Regions from separate parts of the Homo sapiens genome. Here region 2 is linked to region 1. Evidence: chromatin contacts called from ENCODE Hi-C or POLR2A ChIA-PET data. All regions are on one chromosome and are shown on one strand. The core of a region is the stretch at or near the end of the contact, and the rest is flanking DNA. Distances in the headings are between cores, read along the strand shown.

What was found. Hi-C counts contacts between places; a loop is a spot of excess contacts on that map. ChIA-PET counts read pairs that join two places held with the same protein, here RNA polymerase II (POLR2A). Pooled maps may share reads with other maps.
Region 2: a map of endothelial cell of umbilical vein shows a loop between it and region 1 (9-fold over the local background). The contact joins the enhancer-like site here to the promoter of CAND1.11 in region 1. A Hi-C loop is called at or near these places in 2 of 168 maps with a recorded cell type or tissue (astrocyte of the cerebellum and endothelial cell of umbilical vein) and 3 of 50 pooled maps. POLR2A ChIA-PET finds 5 or more read pairs at or near these places in 10 of 52 experiments (A549, AG04450, Caco-2 and 7 more).

Annotation. Positions count from the first base shown.
Region 1 is chr11:10,306,886-10,309,585 of GRCh38, reverse strand. It overlaps CAND1.11 (a long non-coding RNA gene), which reads right to left and starts at 1,273. Exons shown (of 4, transcript NR_103765.1): 1 at 913-1,273. ADM (adrenomedullin) reads right to left here. Exons shown (of 4, transcript NM_001124.3): 4 at 2,189-2,700. RefSeq lists an enhancer at 1,403-1,672 and silencers at 2,173-2,272, 2,610-2,700.
Region 2 is chr11:10,405,739-10,408,438 of GRCh38, reverse strand. All of the region lies in intron 2 of CAND1.11 (a long non-coding RNA gene), which reads right to left. Among named protein-coding and RNA genes, the nearest start is that of AMPD3, 48 kb to the left of the region's middle. Within about 2 kb of position 1,283, at least 6 of the 41 ENCODE cell types and tissues checked have a DNase peak (open chromatin) inside an H3K27ac peak, as active enhancers do; they include PC-9, where a contact is called at or near this core.

The DNA of each region.
Region 1 (2,700 bases), core at 24-2,523:
CCTTTGGTTAATCCTGAACTCATACCAAACTGGTCTTAGGAGGGTCTCTGTCTCCTCGCACATGTCTCCAGTCACAGGATTCTCAGCGGGAAGGACTCCAGCTGAGCAGCTGCCTCTTTTGTCTTAGGGCTGAACCATCTCCTTCACTTGCCTTGGATTCCCTCAAGTCATAAGACTTCCTCAGCACAAGGCTAGACGCCTGTTCCCTGCTCACAACCGCCCGAAGCTTGTGCCCAACCTGCCTTTGGCAGCTTTGTTTGCTGGCTGACGCTGTGCCAAGGTGAGGTTTGGCTGGAGTGCTTTGTGGCTACAGGACAACCTTGGCTCAAGGAAAGGAGTAATCTTGCGCCACTGTCTGCGAGGCTTAAGTGTTTGCTGCTCTCTGCAGTTTCTGTAGCCCCTTCAGACCACCCAGAACCCACTCACTGGCACAGAAATTCCATGACAGGAATCTTGAGTCACTCTTTCATTCATACATGCCTGGTACCTTCTCAGTGCCTGGCACAGAGTTCCCACAAAGTGAATCTTTTTCTGAAAGGCCCTTGAGGACAAGAATGGTCTGTAGCTGCATTTCTAACCTCCTCAATTCTGGCACACCTCACACAATTATTAAGATCAAACAGGACAATAAACTATATGAGATTGGCATTGTCAACAGCCAGGTGCCCAAACTGAGGTTTTGTATGGTCTTAAGGAAATTCTATGTACTCGAGTTTACTTTCTTCTAAATTGAAACTGCTTTGGAATGAGGTATCTCTGGACCCCAGAGTAGGGCCCCTCTCTCTCAGTGGGTATGCAGTCCTCTTCTGCAAGAAACTAAACATCCTAGCCCCTCGGAGGGGACCCTGTAATGTGCAAAAGCCCCAGAAGGCCGTAGGCTACCCTGGAAACATTTCCATTCTCCAAACTCACCTTCAGGTTTTCTTCACCAGGGAGGTTTCTGAGATCACCTACAAGCACTGACATTAAGGCCAGGGAAGCTTTTTGGAAGGGACAAGTAGCTGGTCTCCATCTTGGGTCTTCAGGATATTGGATGAGACAAACAGGGCACCCTGAAATCAAAATCAGGGGTCCCTCTCTTTACTCTTCCCTTATGTCCTAACTGTTCCTATGTCCCCTGCCTTTCTAGTCACTCAAGGGGGGCTTAGTGTCCGTCTATCGCCGGAACTGGGGTCAACCTTCTCAGAAGATAAGGCATATAAAGAAAGCAAGGAGGAAGGAAGGAGAGAGAGAGAGGAAGGCTGGAGAAAAGTGAAGAAAAAAATGAAAAAAGGCTTGGGAAGGAGGAAGGAAGAGGTGAGCGGCTAGGGGAGGCGGAACAATGAAGGTCTCAGGCCGTCGGAGGCTCACGGTTCCGCCGGCACGTCCGTCCTGCCCGCCTCCAGCCGGCAGCTGCACGCAGCGCAGCGTGTGGGCGCTGAGTCACTGTCCCAGAACAGGGAGCCGCGGTGCAGGTCTGGGGGGTGTAGGAGGACGGCCCTGGTTGGCATCTGCAAACTGTTTCTTTCTCTCTTTTTTTTTTTCTTTCTTTCCTCTTTCATTAAGGCTGTGTGCTGACTCCCACGTAGGAGAACTTATTAAACCGCACGTACTGCTTGGCGGCGCTGGGCCTGTCTCAGCTGCCTGCAGGGGGCGCTACAGCCTCGCCCATGAGCCAGCGGCCCGCGGGCGCTCAGGCCCGGGCAGACCCGGGGTTACTAGGGGTTACTGGGTTTTCCGGAGGTGTCCCCACGCATTGCTAGGGCGGCTTGGAACTTTAACAACCGCGGCAGGCAGGGGGAACGCCTCTCTTAGAAGGCCTCAGAGACCACCCCAACTCTTCGAAGCTCGCTTTCGCGCCGGGTTCTGTGAGCAACCCTATAAATCTAGGACTCCGTTGCGCAACCCGAGAGTCCAGGCTCGCCAACCCACTAGGGCTCCCCCTACCCACCCCCCGCCGGCCGCCACGCCAGGCGGTGACCTCGGGCGTCTCCGCGAAGCCCTGATTCGCACCCAGGACACGTGTTCTGCGCGCCCCACACAGAGAACAGAGCTCGTGACAGCTCAGCCCGCTCAGAGTAGGGCCAGCACCTGCACGCGCCGCTGTCCCACCTTCCCAAGCCCGGCGGCGGGACCCCAAGGCTCCTGGGCGGGCCGGGACCAGGGCACCCTCCCTTCCTAGACGTGAGAGCCGAGCCGAGAGAATGAATCAGCATTGAGACAGTTTATTGGTTTGCTGTTCGCATATCACCCATTTTATGTAAATAGATTATACAGAGACTCGGTGTTTCCTTCTTCCACACAGGAGGTAATCAGTCTTTCTCTTTCATGCACACAAACACACTCACATTCCACGCGGCGAACAACTTTACACCTCGCTGAGACATTCACGTCTTAAAATAGGGGAGGACAATATAATTGCTTTTAAAATGCCCTTAATACAATATATAACGTACAAAAATATCTCTATATTTGAAGTTACAAAAAAAATCTTGACAGCAACAAACTTAAATATTGATAGTTACCTCTGTATGTACAACACGCATTGCACTTTTCCTCTTTAGGTTTTGGAAAGTTCAAGTAATAGTGAGGCTTGCGCCCTGGTGGGGTGACACGCCGTGAGAAATCAGTTTGTGGGCGAGCACGGCTGTGGCTCAGACCCCTGCTCCGGGGGTCTCAGCATTCATTTCTCAGTTTCTCCTCTCCTTAAGCCTGGCAAAC
Region 2 (2,700 bases), core at 34-2,533, 99 kb before region 1:
CCTACGAACCTCAGACATTTACTATCTAGCCCTTTACAGAATAGTTCGCCAACACTTGCTCTAGACCAAAGCCCAGAAAGGGAATTTAAGACCCATCTGGCTGACCACTCTCAACTTCTCTTCCCATCCCGCTCCATTTCTCCTTGCACTGCCCCCGCCACTGCCCTCCACTCTCCACCATCTCCTGTCCTCCCTCCTTCTTCCTCCCACAATTCCCTGGGACCAAGAAATGGGTGCTTATTTGCTTCCTTTATGTCAGATCCTCCCCCTTTCTACTCTAGCCTCATGAGAAAGCCTTAGGGACAGGCACAGGTACCTTCCCTAGGCCAGAGCTTCCCCGTGGAAGTGCTTCAGATGGGCCACAGGCATGCAGCACAATGGTGATGCCCTCGGTCCTCAGGTGAGAGGGCAGCCAAAGTGCACAGGCTGGGTACCTCTAAGGAGAACCTCACCTACAGCTCCTTGGAGGGCAGCCAAGAGTGGGCCCCATCAAACAGCAAGGACAGTGATCTCATCCCAAGCGGCGAGGACACGTCCTTTGGCAGCTTGCTGCATAGTGTGCCACTCCCACATGGACAGAGCCAGAAACCCACTGGAGGAGTGTGTGTCCCTTGCGTCGGGTGAGCACAGAGCACAGACCAAGAGGGATGGGGCCGGGGGCAAGGAGAGCAGGAGGGAGCTTCTGGCAGCCACAGTAGAAATGGCAGCCCTGAATCTGTCTTCACGCCTATGTACAGAAACCATAAAATTCATTGTCCAAAATAGTATACTTTCTTTTTTTAAATCGACTTTAATGAGGTATAATTTACATATAATGAAATGCATCTATTTTAACTATATAGTACTATGAGTTTCTGCAAATGTATACATGGGTGATCCACCAGTGTCACCACTACCATGATCAAGATACACAATGTTGTCATTACCCCCCAAATGCCCCATATGCCCCACTGCAGTCACTCACCCCCACCACTGCCTGAGACAACTACTCATCTGTCTTCCATCACTACAAATTAGTTTTGCCTATTCTAGAATTTCAAATAAATGGAATCATACAGCATGTACTTTTTTGTGTCTGGCTTCTTTCATTCTGGGCAATGTTTCGAGATTCATCCACACTGTGTATGAACACCAAACTGGCACGCTTCTTGTTTGTTTTTTAGCAAAGGGAAGTGCTCTGGATAGTCATGTCATGTCAGAAGAATGAATCAGAGCCCTTCAGGACAAATCAGGACAACAGTCACTCGATGTATATGGGCTGTTCCTGTCTTTCTCAGTAGATGAGCCTCTTTAGTCACCTCCACACTGCCTGCAGGATATCTGATGTAAAATTGCATGTGTATTCTGCAGATTAGGGCTTCACCATTACCTAAGTGCACTAGAATCCAAAAGGTTTGAAGGGTGCTAAATCCAATGCTCATCCCAAAAAATTTCAATACCACATTTGTTGTTTGAAAAAAGAAAATGCCGTTATAGTCTCTATATGATTTCAACTGGTATATATTTTTTAACAGGTGCAAAATTGTTTTTAACTTTTTATCACCAATCTGTACAAACAAATTTCCTGTTAATGATGATTATGGGTACAATGTACACTATTCAAGTGATAGTTACAGGAAAAGCCCAGACTTCACCACTTTGCAATATATCCATGTAACAAAATGGCACTTGTACCCACTAAATCTATAAACATTTAAAAATTAGAAACAAATGAAATTTGAAAAAAGAATGAAGAAACCCTTAAAAATCTTGATCAGAAATTCCATGTAGCCATTTCAAGCCTAAAACTACATAAAAAAGACATGTTAATTTGAAGCAAGCTCATGTTTAACAATAAAATATTTAAATGATTTTCTTTAGAATATTATATAAATTCAACATTTAATATTTTGTTTTGTATATTATTGTAATAATATAACATGAAGAAAATGTGAATTTTTTTCACTAGCTCCCATGTAGGCATTCCCAAATCCCCTTTAGCTGACCCCAGTGTGCCACACGCATATTCTCACTTTCTAAGCGTGTTGTGAACAGGGAAGCATTAGTCAGCACTGCCCCCACACTATGGGAGAAGCCAGTACCCTGGGCTAGGACGCATGTTTCTTGCTAAAGAGACCTCTCCTGCCCTCTAGTGATAATTTTTGTAGCTGGATCTCAGAGGGAAAACAGTGATGTAATGAGTAATTAAATATATCTGTTTTATATTTGCAAAATTGCCATCCCTGTCACATGCATTATAGCTATCTTGGGTCCTGACAGATAAAAACTTTCACAAGCATCCCTCTGTTGCTCCCTGGTGCCTGGGAGGTCGAGCCTGTGGCTTCTCTTCCATGATTCCACCTCTCCTCTCTGCCCTCATCTTCTCCACCCCTGTGGCACGGCAAAGTCTCCACCATCCCCAGCCAGTGACACCACCCTTGCCATCACCTAGGACCAGTGGCCACTGAACCCCCTTCCCACCCTTACCAGATGCAAGGACTGTAGTGGTGGAGAGGGGAGCATGGGCCTGGGAAGCAAACACCTAATTGTTCATTGTACAACAATTTGTTATCAACCGACAAACTCCAGGCATTCAGAAAATTTGGGATTCCCTTGGCACACAGAGGGAAAGGGGGGCAGCTGTACCATAAACGCTTCCCATACCCCTTGTCTCTGTAGAAACCCAGCCTTTTATCCCCAAGCAGCAGCACTTAGCAAGTG